Regions from separate parts of the Homo sapiens genome. Here region 2 is linked to region 1. A link is a loop called in an ENCODE intact Hi-C map of the cell type or tissue named here. Cell type or tissue: PC-3. All regions are shown on one strand. Links, peaks and the distances in the headings refer to the core of each region. The heading gives the core; the rest is flanking DNA.

What was found. Peaks named below come from ENCODE experiments on the same cell type or tissue, not always from the same donor. Only the 100,000 strongest peaks of a DNase experiment are listed, where the experiment ranks them.
Region 2: a loop joins it to region 1, with 15 times the contacts of the local background. A loop is called at or near these places in 3 of 110 quality-filtered maps.

Annotation. Positions count from the first base shown.
Region 1 is chr6:110,995,328-111,004,709 of GRCh38, forward strand. It overlaps RPF2 (ribosome production factor 2 homolog), which reads left to right. Exons shown (of 10, transcript NM_032194.3): 5 at 1,856-1,937; 6 at 4,384-4,460. Among named protein-coding and RNA genes, the nearest start is that of RPF2, 18 kb to the left of the region's middle. In PC-3, for the core only: a CTCF peak has its summit at 4,519 (motif pointing left); no DNase peak of the experiment used is centred there.
Region 2 is chr6:110,479,558-110,488,939 of GRCh38, forward strand. No RefSeq gene overlaps it. Among named protein-coding and RNA genes, the nearest start is that of SLC22A16, 7.6 kb to the left of the region's middle. In PC-3, for the core only: a CTCF peak has its summit at 4,192 (motif pointing right); DNase peaks (open chromatin) are centred at 4,204 and 4,954; H3K4me3 peaks cover 297 bases; H3K27ac peaks cover 1,178 bases.

The DNA of each region.
Region 1 (9,382 bases), core at 613-8,612:
TTGATAAAGTTAATTCTCAGAAAAGATTATTTGTCCAGATATTTAGTGGCAGAGCCTGAATTCTTGGACTTTCTGACTCTGCATCCCCCACTCTGGTTGTGGACAGGCCAGGTGGGTAGTTGTTTGCCATTTATGCTTCTGTTTAGAGGCTAGAATGAATGATAACCAAACTAGGGGCCCATACCTTGGAGAGTCTTGTAAGGAGTAAAGAAAAATGGAGGGTTATGACTCTTTCATCTGTTTTTTTCTTTAATATTAAGTTAAGAGGCTTTCCAATTGATTTCTGGACTAAAACATGTTGATTCTAATTTTCGTGCTAAAAGTGGTGATCTCAGTAAACTGAATCAAAGCATGCGGGATGTGGAGACTACAGGCATAATGTAAAAAGAGCTGTCTAGGATTAGAACCCCACACCTAGATTTTTTTAGTACTCTGAAATCTGTAATGGAAGTCTGTACTTCTGAGAACCAAATGGATAAGATCTCTCTCTTTCTTTTTTCCAAGATGGTGTCACTCTGTCACCCAGGCTGGAGTGCAGTGATGCCATCACGGCTCACTGCATGTAGCCTTGATCTCCTGGTCTCAAGCGATCCTTCCTCCCACCTCAGCCTCCCAAGTAGGTGGGACTATAGATGCTCATCACCATACCCAGCTAATTTTTTGTATTTTTCTTAGAGACAGGGTTTCACTATGTTGCTCAGGCTGGTTTCAAACTCCTGATCTTAAGCCATCCACCTACCTCAGCCTTCCAAAGTGTTGGGATTACAGACGTGAGCCACTGCACCCAGCCAGATAAGTTTTTTTTTTTTTTTTTAAGATAGTCTTGCTCTTATTGTCCAAACTGGAGTGCAGTGGTCTTGTTGCCCAGACTGGTATGCAATGCTTTTGTTGCCCAGGCTGGAGTGCAATGGTGTGATCTTGGCTCACTGCAACCTCCGCCTCCCAAGTTCAAGGAATTCTCCTGTCTAAGCCTCCTGAGTAGCTGGGATTACAGGCATGCACTACCATGCCTGGCTAATTTTTTTATTTTTAGTAGAGACAGGGTGTCACCATGTTGGCCAGGCTGGTCTCAAACTCCTGACATCAGGTGACCTCAGGTGATCCGTCTGCCTCAGCCTCCCACAGTGCTGGGATTACTGGCATGAGCCACCTTACTGGGCCTCGTGTGTTTTGAATGTATGCAATGATAGTAGTGATATCCTGCGAGTAAAAGGAATTTGTTCAGCAAATGAAACACTTGGTGTGCTATTCCAAAATGACAGCATAACAAAATAAATGGTTTCATTTTATTTATTAACTGAATAGTTTTCATGTATTCTTAGTCTTGAAATGCACATCTTTTCCCTAAGTACCCCAAATCAGGAAACTTGAAGTAAAAAGCTGGAAATACCTTTCCTCTGTATTTTTCTTTCTGGTTCATTAAGTCTTCATTAACTTCCACTGGAAGAAAAAAACTGTTAGAGTTTTTTGTTTCGTTTTGTTTTGTTTTTTTTAGACAGAGTCTTACTCTGTTCCCCAGGTTGGAGTGCAGTGTCGCATTCTCAGCTCACTGCAACCTCTGCCTTCTGGGTTCAAGCGATTCTCGTGCCTCAGCCACTAAGGTAGCTGGGATTACAGGCGTGTGCCTTCACACCTGGCTGTCTTTTGTATTTTTAGTAGAGATACGGTCTTACCTTGTTGGCCAGGCTGGTCTCAAACTCCTGATCTCAAGTAATCAACTCGCCTCGGCGTCCCAAGTGCTGGGATTACAGGTGTGAGCCACCGTGCCTGGCCTGAAGGTAAGATTTTTAAAGGTAAGATTCTTAAAGTTCTTAAATTTATGCATGGACTAAATGGGATTTATTTGGTTTTATAGGAATTCTTTTCAAAGAAGTCAGATTGTTCTTTATTCATGTTTGGCTCCCATAATAAGAAGCGGCCAAATAATCTAGTAATAGGTAAGTATAATTTACTTTTTAATGTTTTCACTGATAGAGTCAATTTGTTAGCAGCAGCGAATTCATACGGGTCTGCAGCAACTTGGTTCTTGCCTCTTCAGAGGAAATAATTCATCCAAGAGGCATAGGCAGAGTAAGAGACTGAGGGAAGTATTTGAACAGGAGTGAAAGTTTATTAAAAAGTTTTAGAGCAGGGGCCTGGCATGGTGGTTCATGCCTGTAATCCCAGCACTTTGGGTGGCGAGGTGGGTGGATCATTTGAGGCCAGGAGTTCGAGACCAGCCTGGCCAACATGGTGAAACCCCATCTCTACTAAAAATACAAAAATTAGCCAGGTGTAGTGGCGCGTGCCTGTAGTCCAGCTACTCAGGAGGCTGAGGCATGGAGGTAGCAGTGAGCCAAGATGGCGCCACTGTACTCCAGCCTGGGTGACAGAGTGAGACCTTGTCTCAAGGAAAAAAAAAGTTATAGAGCAGGAACAAAGGAAGTAAAAGGAAGTGAAGTACGCTTTGAGCGCCAAGCAGGCAACTTGAGAGATTCATGTGTGCTGTTTGACCTTTGACTTGGGGGCTTTATATGTGTTGGTATGCTTCAGGGGGGTTGGTGTCTCTTCTCCCTTGATTTTTCTTTTCTTCTTTTTTTTTTTTTTTCCTGAGACGGAGTCTTGGTCTGCTCCATCACCCAGACTGGAGTGCAATGGCCCAATCTCGGCTCACTACAACCTCCGCCTCCCGAGTTCAAGCAATTCTCCTGCCTCAGCCTCCCGAGTAGCTGGGACTACAAGTGCCCACCACCACACCCAGCTAATTTTTGTAATTTTAGTAGAGACGGGGTTTCACCATGTTGGCCAGGCTGGTCTTGAACTCCTGACCTCAAGTGATCCACCCGCCTTGGCCTCCTGAAGTGCTGGGATTACAGGCGTGAGCCAGCATGCCTAGCCTCCTACCTTGATTTTTCCTTGGGATGAGCTGTCTGCCTGTGCAGTGGCCTGCCAGCACTGGGAGGGGCCACATGCACGGTGTGTTTATTGGAGTTGTACGTATGCTCATTTGAAGCATAGAGCAAGTTCATATACCAGTTGAAGTCAGCCATTTTGCCTCCTAGTGTGCATGCTTGAGCCCACCCACCCAACTCCTGAGATCTTATTGGGAAGCAGCTGATTACTAGCTGCTGATTACTGCTGATCCACCCACCTTGGCCTCCCAAAGGGCTGGAATTACAGGCGTGAGCCACTGTGCCCGGCCTGATCTAAAAATTTTTTATTCAATGTCACAAGGTGAAAACAAAACCAAAAAACCCCACCAAACTAGTTTACAGCTTATTGATTACTCCTGATTCCTCAATACCATCAGTTAATCTGAGTCACAGAGCTTGTTACAGTAGATAGGCAGACACGCACAGGACAGGAGAGGCTGCCCACTCACCCGACCCCAACCAGGAATGTCAGGCGACCATCAGGTGACAGTCAGGCAGCTGTTTAACTGTCTCTCTAAAATAATAATTGGTTGCAGCCAGTGCCAAGGAGAGGCAGGCTCCCAAGAAATAGATTACACACCTGTAATCCTAGTTACACAGGAGGCTAAGACAGGAGAATTGTTTGAACCAGGGAGGCAGAGGTTGCAGTGAGCCGAGATCATGCTATTGCACTCCAGCCTGGGTAACAGAGCAAGTCTTCATCTCAAAAAAAAAAAAAAAAAAATTTATGTCGGTCAGCAAGTAAAGAATGGGGCATATAAATATGACCCTACCAATACAGTGAAGTGCCACAAGTAAGAAAGAATATGAAAAGATTCCCTGGTAATTCATGTTTCTTAGAATGCCTTTTCCTTCTGTCTCTGTCGGAATCAAATTCTGGTTTAAATGGGAAGCGTGGTCTCTTCGGGCTCTCAGCATCCCTGCCTACTTAGTTGTAGATGCAGCACAATTACTTTATACTTGCATTGAGTGTCTCTGAGCTCCCAAATAGCATGGATCCATTGGAATTGGGGGGGAAAATTATCCTAAGTTGTAGATATTTTTTTCATATGAAATATATATATGTACTAAATCAATATTAGAAAAAAAAATGTATCGACCCACATAAATTAATCCTTCTCTAATATCTATTGAATAAATAGATTTGAAAAAGAACCTTTACCTCAGTGTATTGAGATTGAGCCTGGCATGCTCACTGGCTTAGGCAAGCCCTTTACCTTCTGTAGGCTGTCATTTATTCTTCTATAAAATAAAGGAGTTGGGCTAAGTAATATCTGAGATCCTTTCCATGACTAATATCATAAAAATCAATAAGTAGAGTTGAAAATGTAAGAAAGTGGGATATGTTTGCGGGGGTATAGGGAGAAAAAAGAGGCAGATATTAGGACATTTTGAATACACAGCTCTTGTGGGTATATGTAAGGTGGCTCTTTGGGAAAAATACATGCTTAAAAATACATTTTCCTTCCAGGTCGTATGTATGACTACCATGTGCTGGATATGATTGAATTAGGTATTGAGAATTTTGTCTCTCTAAAAGACATTAAGGTAAGATACTCATAGAAATGAAAAGTATTTTGTAATGCTTCTCTTGACCAGTAGTGACATCTTGTGGTGAAGAGTACTGATAGAGTTTTGTAGATCAAGAACTTTGTGTTTTTATTTTGACATGCTCCAGGATAAAAATACAATTTTATTTTACCTTTCTTTTAAAAAGAGGAATATATTTGTAGTGAATAGCAACATATGTGGACTTTGTGGCTGTTAGACTTCAGACTGTGGTTACTAATTCTTGTCTAGGCCATAGTTTTTTTATTTTTTGTTTTTATTTTTTGCTTTTTTCATAGTTTGAATTTATTTTTTATTATTTTGTTTTATTTTTTTGAGACAGGGTCTCACTCTGTCACCCAGGCTGGAGAGCAGTGGCATGAACATGGCTTACTTCAGCCTTGACCTCCTGGGCTCAAGCAATTCTCCTACCTCAACCCCCAAGTAGCTGGGACTACAGGCACATGCCAGCACGCCCAGCTAATTGTTTTGTATTTTTATTGTAGAGACAGGGTTTTGTCATGTTTCCCATGTTGCCTAGGCTGGTCTCAAATTCCTGACCATGGTGTGAGCCAAAGCACCTGTAGGTCTATAGTTTAAATACTGTCCTCTTCCTCTGAATTATCACAGCACCTATTTTATGGAACCTTAGAAAAACCTGTAGAATTTTCAAATTGAACCCAGGAAGCTCTGGCTGATTCTATAGTATGTTGGTTACTAACCACCAAATGGCAGGTCAGTTCACCCTTGGGGAGTTGCATCTTTGTTTTAATGATATTATGAAATAGAAAGTAGTAAATGGTAGTAAAAATACTCTTAGAAAGGCAGGAAGAGTGTTCTAACTCAGCTCCTGGGTACAAATTGGGCTTCTGTTCCCTCAGAACTCTGCTTCAGGCTTAATCTATCTTATCAAATACATTATTTCACCTAGACCTCATAGCAATCTGGGTAAGGCCTAAGTAATTTTCTTTTTTGTATAGATTGGGAGATTGAAGGCCCATAGGGGTTTCATTGGTGAACTAGAATCACACATATGGTCAGTATAACCAAGATTAGGACTCTAGGGCTTTGAGAGAAGTGATGTTGTTGGTAATAGAAGGTTATATAACTGCTCTCAGTTTATGGGTTTTTGAGGCTCATGGTCTAGTTGGAAGTATTGTAGCAAAAATGTATAATTACTCTTTTCCTGACTTTAAGAGGAGGACATGCTTTCCAGGTTTGGTAGAATTCCTGTACTAAGCAACTTTATCCCGTGAGTTTGGAAAAAAAGGTTCTTACCAGATCCCTATTTAGTCAGTCACCCCAGTTTCCTCAGGTACAGGTGGAACAGTGGTCTGAAATTAGATTTAGAGGCAGAACACTTGGATTTGAGGCCTGTCTTGGCTATTTAGATGACATTTGTGACCTGACAAGTCAATGGCTTCCTTGACCTTCAGTTGCAATCACATGTAAAATAAGTATAACAACATCAAATGAGATAATATATGTGAAAATGCTTATCAGTAAAGATAATATTTTGTAACGTATTTTGTAAAGTACATAAACTGTGATGCTTGATTATGGTGGAAGCCCTCATATTATTTTTCTTTCTGTTTTTTTTTTTCTTTCGAGACAGGGTCTTGCTCTGTCACCCAGGCTGGGGCGCAGTGGCGCGATCTCAGCTCACTGCAGCCTTGACCTCCTGGGCTCAAGCAATCCTCCCACCTCAGCCTCCCAGGTAACTGGGACTATAGGTGTGTGCCACCTCACCTGGCTAATTTTTTTTTTGTAAAGACAAGCTCTCACAGTGTTGCCCAGACTGGTCTCAAACTCCTGGGCTCAGGAGATCCTCCTCCTCAGCCTCCCAAAGTGCTGGGGTACCCAGCTGTCATTATTATAGTGTCTCTTTGGGACCATGCACGAATCTCTGGAGATGACCAGCATAACCCCATTTCACCTTTACCACTGCCACTAGCTTATCACCAGCTTAGTGGGAGGGAGCACTGGCTGATGAGCACCTTCCAGTCCCTCTACTCTTTCCATTTCACTTCCAAAGCAATGAAATACTTCAGTCATTGTGCAGCTTCTAAACTAGACCACAGTCCAGGCTCTCATGCCTGTAAGCCCATCACTTTGGGAGGCCCTGGCGGGAGGATTGCTTGAAGCCAGGAATTTGAGACAAGCCTGGGCAACGTAGTGAGACATTGTCTCATATATGTATAAAGTAAACCGGCTAGGCGTGCTGGCTCACGCCTGTAATCCCAGTAGCTTGGGAGGCCAAGGAAGGCAGATCACCTGAGCTCAGGAGTTTGAGACCAACCTGGCCAACATGGTGAAGCCCCATCTCTACTAAAAATACAAAAATTAGCCAGGCATGGTGGTGCACGCCTGTAATCCCAGCTACCTGGGAGGCTGAAGCATGAGAATCTCTTGAACCCAGGAGGTGGAGGTTGCAGTGAGCTGAGATCATGCCACTGCACTCCAGCCTGGGTGACACAGCAAGACTTTGTCTAAAAAAATAAAAATAAAAAAGTAAACTGGACCACAAAACCATTATTGTTTGTCAGGTCTCATTTCTTTTTTTGTTTTTTAGAGACAAGGTCTCACTCTGTTGCCCAGGTTGGAGTACAGTGGTGGGATCACCGCTCACTGCAGCCTTGAATTCCTGGGCTCAGGCTATCCTGCCTCAGTCTCCTGAGTAGCTAGGACTGCAGGTGTGTGCCACCATGCCCAGCCACATTTTTTTTTAAGAAATGGGGTCTCACTATATTGCCCTGGCTAGTCTCAAACTCCTGAGTTCAAGCGATCCTCCCGCCTTGGCCTCCCCAACCACTGGAATTACAGGCATGAACCACTGCACCCAGCCCAGGTCTCATTCTTAACAAGAACCATTTAAATTGAACACTACATTTTCACTCATGGAGTGCATATATAACTATAAATTTTATTAATTGAGAATGTGCTTACATTGGCAATTCCTACATGTACTCAGACTTATTAGGCAGTCTTTTTTTTTTTTGAGAGGGAGTTTTGCTCTTGTCGCCTAGGCAGGAGTACAGTGGCATGATCTCGGCTCACTACAACCTCTGCCTCCCGGATTCAAGCAATTCTCCTGCCTCAGCCTCCCGAGTAGCCGGGATTACAGGCGCCCACACTCGGCTAATTTTTGTATTTTTAGTAGAGATGGGGTTTCACCATGTTGGCCAGGCTAGTCTTGAACCCCGACCTCAGGTGATCCACCCGCCTCAGCCTCCCAGAGTGCTGGGATTATAGGCATGAGCCACCGTATCCAGCCCTAGTCTTTCATTTTTTACCCCCCCCCCTTTTTTTTTCTTTTTAATTTTCTAACACCAGTGTCACCAATACCCCATTATTTGGTTACAGGTTTATATTTTTAATTTGTTTTGGTACACTTTCCCTTATTTTCCCTTTACTTCTCCCTTGTCTTTAAGACGTTGTGCTAGATATTTCTTACCTCACCTACCTACTTTTGTTGCCAACCCTCATTCCTCCGTTAACTTGTCCTTCTCCTCCACCCTCACCAGACAGAGTCTTGCTCCGTCACCCAGGCTGGAGTGCAGTGGCGTGATTTCGTCTCACTGCAACATGCGCCTACCTGGTTCAAGCAATTCTCCTGCCTCAGCCTCCCAAGTGGTTGGGATTACAGGTGCCTACCACCATGCCCAGCTAATTTTTTTGTATTTTTAGTAGAGACAATGAGAATATTTAACTCTTTAAACAAGCTCATTGAGAATATTTAATATTAGACTCTACCAGGAAATTGAGTGAGTATTCTAGGAGCCTGTTTCCTCAAGATGGCCATACGTCAAAGGATGATTATATTCAATGAAGTAAGACTAGCCTGGACAACATAGTGAGACCCCGTCTCTACAAAATTTTTTTTTAAATTAGCCTTGCTTGGTGGCATGTGCCTGTAGTCCCATCTACTTGAGAGGCTGAGGTGAGAGGATTGCTTGAGCCCAGGAGTTTAAGTTGCTGTAAGCTATGATTGCTACACTGCAATCTAGCCTGGGTAACAGAGTGAGGCCTCATGTCTCCCCCACCGACGGAGTTTTGTTCTTGTTGCCCAGACTGGAGTGCAATGGCGTGATCTCGGCTCACTGCAACCTCTGCCTCCCGGGTTCAGGAGATTCTCCTGCCTCAGCCTTCCGAGTAGCTGGGATTACAGGTGTGCGCCACCACACCCAGCTAATTTTTGTATTTTTAGTAGAGACGGAGTTTCATCATGTTAGTCAGGCTAGTCTCAAACTCCTGACCTCAGGTGATCCACCCACCTTGGCCTCCCAAAGTGCTGGGATTATAGATGTGAGCCACCATGCCCAGCCAGCTCATCTATTGTAGACTCCTGCCTAGTTCAGGGTCTTCATCATGTGCATGTGACTAGCATTTTATTTTTATTTTTATTTTTATTTTTAGATGGAGTCTCACACTGTCGCCCAGGCTGGAGTGCAGTGGCGTGATCTCGGCTCACTGCAACCTCCGCCTCCTGGGTTCACGCGATTCTCCTGCCTTAGCCTCCCAAGTAGCTGGGATTACAGGCACACACCACCATATGCAGCTAATTTTTTGTATTTTTAGTAGAGACAGAGTTTCACTATGTTGGCCAGGCTAGTCTCAAACTCCTGACCTTGTGATCCACCCACCTCGGCCTCCCAGAGTGCTAGGATTAGAGGCGTGAGCCACTGTGCCCGGCCGTGACTAGTATTTTTAAAAAATGGAATAGAGTAAAAAATATCAGTGCTGTATGTATTAAGTATTGGGGTTTTTTTTTTTTTGGAGACAGGGTCTTGCTTTGTTGCCCAGACTGGAGTGCAGTGGTGCTATCTCAGCTCACTGCAACCTCCACCCCAAGGTTCAAGCAATTCTACTGCAACCTCCACCCCAAAGTTCAAGCAATTCTCTTGCCTCAGCCTCCCAAGTAG
Region 2 (9,382 bases), core at 763-8,762, 520 kb before region 1:
GAGGCAGGAGGATCGCCTGAGTCAAGGAGTTTGAGACCAGCCTGGGCAACATGGTGAAACCTCATCTCTATAAAAAATGCAAAACATTTGGCCAGGCATCATGGTGCACGCCTGTTATCCTAGCTACTTGGGAGGCTGAGGTGGGAGGATTACTTGAGCCTGGAAGGTCGAAGCTGCAGTGAGCCGTGACTGGGCCACTGCACTCCAGCCTGGGTGACACAGTGAGACCCTGCCTCAAAAAAAAGAAAAAAGAAAAAGAAAAGAAAGAAAGCCCCAGAGTCAGACATTTAAGGTAGAAATAATATTGATTCTGCACAAACTGTTCAAGGAAGTTGAAGATGAGTGAATACGTCCCAAATCACTGAATGGTCCAGCATTACTCTGACATCAAAACCAGGTAAAGACCTTACAAGGCAAGAAAACTATACACCAATATACCTATATGAACATAGATGCAATAATTCTCAACAAAACTTTAGCAAATTGGATGTCTCTTTATATTTAAAAGGACAAGTACATCATGAGCACATGAGATTTATCACAAGAATGCAAGAGTGATTTAACATCTGAAAATCAAGCAATATAATTTACCATACTAACAGACCATATGAAAAAACATGATTATCCCAGTCAATGCAAAAAACACATTTGGGAGAAGCCAACACCTTTTCATAATAAAAACACTGAACAAACTAAGAATAGAAGGGAATTACATCCATCTCATAAAGGGCATCTCCAAAAAACAACCCATAGCTAACAGTATACTTCATGTGAAAGACTGTATGTTTTCTCCCTAAGATTGGGAACTAGACAAAGATGTCTGTTCTCACTGCTTCTATTCAGCTTTGTATGGGGGGTTCTAACCAGAGCATTAGGTGGAAAAAAAGGCATTCAGATTGAAAAGGAAGAAATAAAACTGTGTTTATTCACAGATGACATGGTCAAATATAGAGAAAATCTGATGGAATCTATTTTTAATAGCTACTAGAATAAGTGATTTTAGCAAAGTTACAGGATATAAGATTAATATACAACAGTCTACTGTATTTCTATATACTAGTAAGGAACAATTAGAAATTGGAATTTTTTAAATACTGTTTTCTTCTTTTTTTTTTTTTTTTTTTTGATATAGGGTCTTACTGTGTTGTCCAGGCCGGACTGCAGTGGAATGATCATAGTCCACTGCAGCCTCAACCTCCTGGGCTCAAGTGATCCTCCCACCTCAGCCTCCTGAGTATTTGTGACTTCAGGCATGCACCACCATGCCCAGCTAATTTTGTAAATTTTTATTTATTTTTTCTTTTTTCCCCTCTTTTGTAGAGAACACGGTCTCGCTATATTGCCCAGGCAGGTCTCAAACTCCTGGGCTTAAGCTATACCCCACCTTTGCTTCCCTAAATGATAGGATTACAGGCATGATCCACTATGCTTGGCTATTTTTATTTCTTTTGTAAAGTGGAGGTCTCACTATGTTGCCTAGGCTGATCTTGAACTCCTAGGCTCAAGCAATCCTCCTATCTCAGCCTCCCAAAGCCATGCTGGGATTACAGGCATGAGCCACCAGGCCCAGCCTAAAATACCATTTTCAATAACACTTAAAATATACTTAGGGATAAATCTGACAAAAATGTGCAAGATCTGTAAACTGAAAACTAGGTATGAACATGTATTGTGCAACTTGCTCTTTCCCTTGAACATCTGTTTGTGAAATTCATCCATATTGATACATGCAGCTCTAATCCATTCTTTTTCATTGCTACATAGTATTCCATTGTCTCAATAAACCACAATTTACTTAATCATTTTCTTATTGATGGACAGGCAGGTTATAGCCAAAATCTTACTACAGCACCATTGCTATAAACTGTCCCTCTGTACATATTTGTGAGTTTTTCTAAGGTATATCTCCAGGAGTTGCTGTGTTATATGTATACCCTATAACACAACAACCCCTGGAAAACTGCTTAGAAAAACTTAAAATATTAAATATTGCCAAATTGCTTTCTAAAGTGATTATAACAATTTACCTTCCACTCAAGAGAGTATAAAAGTTCTAATGTCCCCACATCTTTGCCAATACTTGGATCATCACACTCTTAAAGATTAGTCCATTAAAGAGATGTAAAATAGTATTATATTGGGGTTTTAATTTGCATTTCTCTAATTAGTAGTGAGGTTTTACATCTTTTCATATGTTCATTGATCATTTGAGTTTTCTCTTCTGATAATTGTTTATTCATATTTTTTGCACATTTTTCTATTAAGTTATTTTTATTTATATTGATTTGTAAGTGTTCTTTGCAGAATCTGGATACCTATCTTTTGTCAGTTAAGTGTTATGAGTAATTGTGTTTTCAATCTCTTTAATGTGTCTTTTGATAATCAAAAGTTTTTAAAATTTTAATGGTGTCAAATTCATAAATGTTTTCCTTTAAGGTTTGTGATTTTGTGTCTTATTTTAAATTTTTTTCATTACCATGAGGCCACAAAAATATTCCCTTCTATTTTCTTCTAAAAGTCTGTATTAGTCCCTTTTCACGTTGCTATAAAGAAACACCTGAGATGGCGTAATTTACAAAGAAAAGAATTTTAATTGGCTCACTGTTCTGTAGGCTGTACAGGAAGCATGGTGCTGGCATCTGCTCAGCTTCTGGGGAGACCTCAGGAAACTTATAATCATAGCAGAGAGCAAAGGGCGAGCAGGCACGTCACATGGCCAGAGTGAAGCAAGAGAGGTAAAGAGCTGCTACACACTTTTGCATGCCCAGATCTCACATTAACTCACTCACTATCATGGAGAACAGCACCAAGATGTTGGTGCTAAACTATTCATGAGAAATCCCCCTCCATGATCAGTCATCTCCCACCAGCCCTCACCTCCAACATTGGGGATTACAATTCGACGTGAGATTTGGGCAAGGACACAGATCCAAACCATATCATCTTAAATCCACTGGAACAGACTGATTTGTTTGAGGTAGAGATCCAGTTTTGTTTTTTTTCTCATATAGATGACAAATTGTACCAGCCCCATTTATTGACTACTCCATCCTTTTCCTGCATTACCATCTCTGCCATCTACAAAGTTTCTATTTATGTGTGGGTTTATTCTGGGATCTCTAACTCTGTTCCATTGGTCTATTTATTTACCCCTGTGCCCATGTGTCTTTATTATTTATTATAGCTTTACACAATTTGCTCCAATCAGTCTTTCACCCTTCCTACTCCAAAATCGTTCTTATCAAAGTCACCATGATCTGTATGTTGCCAATTTTGTTAATTCTTAATATTTATTTAACTTAATCTCCATTGTCAAATAATAATTATTTCAAAAAGTGAAATCATGGCTCACATACAAATATAAAATGAATACATGTAAATGATTTTATTTTACTCACTAATGAGGGAACCGGTAAGATGTTACAACCAGTTTAAAGAAGTTAATGAAACTCACATACAAAAGCAATAAGGAATGCTATTCTAAATTTACAAATACAGTTGCACATTGCAAAACAACATTTTGGTCAACAATGGACCCCATATATGTTGGTATTCCCATAGGGTATAATGGAGCTGAAAAATTCCTGTTGCCTTGTAACATCATAGCTGTCCTAACATCATAGCACAATGCATTACGCAATGTATTTGTGGTGATGCTGGTGTAAACCAATTCACCGTACTACCAGTTGTATAAACGCATAGCACATACAACTATGTACAGTGCATAGGACTTGATAATGATCATAAGCAACTGTATTACTAGTTTACGTATTTACTATACTGTACATTCATCATTATTTTAGAGTGTACTCATCGTACTTATAAAAAAAGTTAGCTGTAGGCCGGGCTTGGTGGCTCATGCCTGTAATCCCAACACTTTGGGAGGCCAAGGCAGGCAGATCACCTGAGGTTGAGAGTTTGAGACCAGCCTGTCCAACATGGAGAAACCCCGTCTCTGCAAAAAATACAAAATTAGCCAGGCGTGGTGGCGGGTGCCTGTAATCCCAGCTACTCGGGAGGCTGAGGCAGGAGAATCGCTTGAACCCGGGAGGCAGAGGTTGCGGTGAGCCAAGATCACGCATTGCACTCCAGCCTGGGCAACAAAAGTGAAACTCTGTCTCAAAAGAAAAAAAAAAGTTAGCTGTAAAACAGCCTAAGATAAGTCCTTCAGGAGGTGCTCCAGAAGATGGCATTGTTGTCATAGGAGACGACAGCCCCAAGGATATTATTGCCCTTGAAGACATTCCAGTGGGACAAGGAGTAGAGGTGGAAGGCAGTGATATTGATAATCCTTACCCTGTGTGGCCTAGGCTAATGTATGTGTTTCTGTCTTCATTTTTAACAAAAAAGTTTAAAAAGTAAAAAAAAAAAAATTTAAATTAAAAAAGTTTATAGAATGAGGATATAAAGAACAAATATTTTTATACAGCTGTACAATGTGTTTGTGTATTAAGCCAAATATTATTAGAAAACAGTCAACAAGATTGTTAAAATTTAAAAGTTCATAGGATAAAAATGTTACGGTAATCTAAGGTTAATTTATTATTGAAGAAAGAAAAAAACGTTAAATATATTTAATGTAGCCTAGGTGTACAGTGTTTATAAAATCTACCATCAGGTACAATAATGTCCTAAGCCTTCACATTTACTATCTCTCACTCACTGGCTCCCCCAGGGCAGCTTCCAGTCCTGTAAGCTCCATTCATAGTAAGTGCACTACATACATGTAGCATTTCAAATCTTTTTTACTGTATTTCTACTGTGCCTTTTAAATATTTAGATATGTTTAGATGCAGAAATATTCACCACTGTGTTCCAATTGCCTACAGCATTCAGTTCAGTAACATGCTGTTCAGGTTTGTAGCCTCGAAGCAATAGGCTCTACCCTACAGCCTGGTGTGTAGTGGGCTATACCATCTAGGTTTGTGTAAGCACACTGTATGATGTTTGCACAATGACAAAATTGCCTAACAATACCGCATTTCTTAGAACATATCCTTGTGGTTAAGCATCACATGATTATAGATGCAAAACTGGTTTATTCACAGGGCAATTGCATTCTACCAATTCCACCAGTGCAATTAATTGCATTGTACTGGACATAATTTGTTTTCATAGACAAGAATCATTTGCATTATTGTCAGTTTTCTACAACTTAAAAAGTTGTAAAATAGCTCAAAAGCAATGAAAAATAAATATAACCCTGAAGGGTATACTAGACAGAACACTCAATTTTTTTGTCCATTTCAGTGTATTTCACAACGTTTATTGGCACCATAATATTGGTTTGTCCTTCTTGAAACATCTTCCATCTCCCATGCCACCCCAATCTCTTAATTTGCCTGTTCCCTTGCTGCTTGTTATATCTCATTCTCTTAGATCCCTCTCCTCTTCCCAATTTCTAAGTGTTGGGTGCCCCAAGGCTCTGAGTTCTTCTCTTTTCTTTTTACAGTCTACCTAGGTAATACCACCTCGTCTAAGATTTGGCAAACTATATCCTATGGGCCAAAATCTGACCCACTATCTGCTTTCTAAAATAAAGTTTTATTGGAACATGGTCATGATCATTCATTCACATATTGTCTATGGCTGCTTTCATATTATAATGGCAGAGTTGAGTGGTTGGGACAATCCTAAAACACTTACCATCTTGTTCTTTACAGACAATCTTAATGGCTTTCAAAACATACATTGATAATCCCCAGAGTTACATGTCCAACATGACCTCATCCCAGCACTCTAGACTTGTTAACACCTCCACCTTCTCCACATCTCCACCACACATCCCAAAGCCACATTTCACCGTGGCCACCCTCACTCCTGTTCCTCTCCAGCACTTCCCATCTCGGTAAATGACATCCCTGTCCTTGAGTTGCTCAGGCCAAAACCCTTGGTGTCTTTTACTACTCCTCTTTTGCTTTCACACTCCATATCCTTTTCCATTAGAAAATTCTGGTTGCTCTTCCTTTATAATAGACCCCGATTCTGTTATACTCTGTCTCTCCCAGCTGCTCTCCTTGCTTCCTCCCTCACCCCACATAGCAGGAAATAGAATCCAGATCAAGTCCCTCCCTTGCTCAGCTGCTTCCTATCATGCTCAGAAAAAAATGCAAAGTCCGGCCACAGCTCTGGCTGCTTCTTTGACCCACCTCCCTACCACTCTTTCTCAACTCCTGCTCCACTCCAGCCACACTGGCATCCTTGCTCATCCTCAAAGACAGCAAACACAGTAAACACCCACCTCCCTAGTCTCTGGATTTTTCGCGTGCTATTCCTCTGCCTGAAACTTCTGGTCCTGGAGAGCCACGTGGCTCATTTCCTCACTTCAGTCAGGTCATTGTTCTCTGCTCCTCCTAAAATATCAGTCCTCATCATTTTCTAGCCCCTTACCATGCTACCTTGTTTTGTTTTTCTTCAACCTAATTATATATATATGTAATACATATATAATATGTGCATTCTGATATCATTACTCTCAAATACGAGCTCCACGAGAGCAAGCATTTTGACATATAATAGGTGCTCAATAAATATATGTTGAATAAATGAATGAATGGACATAGTCCAAGCAGAGGGAATAATAAAACAAACTGTAAGCAATTTCCTAAAAGCAGTTTCTCCACACATGAATGGAAGAAGACTGGGGTCCTGGCTCTAACCCCACCCAGCACTCAGGCAAGCCTTTCAGCTTCCTAAAAGGGAGCCTACCAACAACACACTTGCCCTTTAGAAATGCAATAAAGTCATCTTAACACAATACAGGGTGGATATATTTCTGCCAGTAAGTGGAAGGGAGGTGGGAAGAAAGGGAGGGGAGAAAGCAGGGGCCTGAGAGGAAACTATGTATGTGCATTCTTCTAAATCTAGAAGGTGTAGTTGTTCAGTTGGGTGACTTAGAGTCCCTGGCACGTGAGTAAATGTTCTGATGTCCAGTGGTCCAAGGGGCCTCCAGGCCCAACCCTCATCTCAGCCTGGCCTTTCTATTCAAAGTGTCCCTGGAACCACATCTAGGTCCATACAAGGTATCCAGAAAGTAGAAAGAGGACAGACAACAAACACCACAATTGAGTTAATTGATGGGCAAAGAGTGACCAAGAGCTCTACTTATAAAATGACAAGTATGCATCCGATTATAAGGTTAGCTATAAATGGACCGGAAGCATCCAGAGCTAAGAAATCATCAACAAAGTGGGAAGGGGAGTTTGTGTGGTGGGGGAGGGGGAGGATGGCAGCTCACTGAGTTATTGCAGTAAGAGTCTTGCAGCCATTCTCATAGGGTCTGCCCCACCCTGTCCTCCCCTTGGCCCAGGGAACCTGCTCCAGCTACCAAGCCGAAGTCCTTCCTCAGGAGAGCCCAGTCAGAGCCTGCCTGGGGAAATTCCAGAGTCAAGTTTGTCTCAGCACCCTCTCACTTCACTTCCCACACTTCTCTCCAATTCCAGACACCCCATCACCTGTGTCCCACCATGCATCAGGCTGGGGCTGGTTTCTAATTGCCACCCTCACCTGTACCTAGCACTCACTGTGTTCTACCCATCTGAAGGCTCCTGGTTCCAAATTACCTCCTCTCCATTTCTCAAAGTCCTGCTTTCCAGGGCCTGTGAATCTAGATGGAATTTAGGCTAATACTGGATTCTCTGTCGAAAAATTACCTTGGCTCCCCCACTGCCTTTGAATGTTGATGTCCCCAGCATTTCTTTTTTTCTTTTCTTTTCTTTTTTTTTTTTTTTTTTTTTTTTGAGATGGAGTCTCACCCTGTCACCCAGGCTGGAGTGCAATGGCGCAATCTTGGCTCACTGCAACCTCTGCCTCCTGGGTTCAAGCAATTCTCCTGCCTCAGCCTCCCAAGTAGCTGGGATTACAGGCACATACCACCACACCCAGCTAATTTTTTTTGTATCTTTAGTAGGGACGGGATTTAATCACGCTGGCCAGGCTGGTCCCAAACTCCTGACCTCGTGATCTGCCCACCTCAGCCTTCCAAAGTGCTGGGATTACAGGCGTGACCCACCACACCCGGCCGTCCTCTGCATTTCTTATCCCTGGCTCTTCTTCCCCTATTTCCTCTCTCTCTCTTTTCGTAAAATTAGAGACAGGGTCTCACTATGTTGCCCAGGCTGGACTCAAACTCGTGGGCTCAAGTGATCCTCCTGCCTCAGTCTTCTAAGTAGCTGGGACTACAGGTGCTCGTGCCACCATGGCTGGCTCCCTCTTCTGATTGAGCAGATTCTCCAGGTCCAGATCCCAGAAAATACCACCCAAACTGTAACAACCTAATGGGTTCGTCTTGCCCACTGTCCAGAAAAGCTAATGCACTAAGAACATCAGGTGTTGCAGCAAATAAACAGTTTAATTAGCTGGGCATAGTGGCTCACACTTGTAATCTCAGCACTTCAGGAGACCAAGGCAGGAGGATCACTTGAGCCTGGGAGTTTGAGACCAGCCTGGGCAGCATAATGAGACCTCATCTCTACAAAAAATAAACAAAATTGTCAGAGGTGTTTGAACCAGAACAACTCCATTTTGAATAGGAGCTGGGCAAAATAAGGCTGAGACCTGCTGAGCTGCATTCCCAGCTGGTTAGGCATTCTAATTTACAGGATGAGATAGGAGGTTGGCACAAGATACAGGTCATAAAGACCTTGCTGATAAAACAGATTGCAATAAAGAAGCGAGCTAAAACCCACTGAAACCAAGATGGCCATGAGCGTGACCTCTGGTTGTCCTCACTGCTACACTCCCACCAGCGCCATGACAGTTTACAAATGCTATGACTATGTCAGGAAGTTACCCTATGTGGTCTAAAAAGGGGAGGCAGGAATAATCCACCCCTTGTTTGGTGTATATTTTAGAAATAACCATTAAAAAGGGTAACCAGCAGCCCTTGGGGCTGCTCTGCCAATGGAGTAGCCATTCTTTTATTCCTTTACTTTCTTTATGTACTTATTTTCCCTTTATAGACTCACCCTGAATTCTTTCTTGCACAAGATCCAATAACCCCCTCTTGGGGTCTGGATCAGGACCCCTTTCCAGTAACAACTTTCTGGAGAGCCATGAAAAGACTACACTGAGGAGACCCTCGACTCAAAGGAAATAGACTAGCACTGACTGACTGATTTTGGGTACATGGTGGAGTACCCGGGTCAAGGATGGGATTGGGTTAGGGGCCCAACTTAGGGGAGTTAGAGTCTCTCCTAAGACAGAGAGGGTTAAAGACCCCTCTTAAGAAAAGGCAAGGATGCTTGACCAAACCTTGGTTCACGGCCCAACTTAGGAAGATTAGAGTCCTTCCTAAAATTTAGGGGGTTGGAGGCCTGTCTTGGTAAAGTCCCTCTCAGCTAAGAACAGGTTTGGCATTACAGGATGTTAACTGCTATTTCTT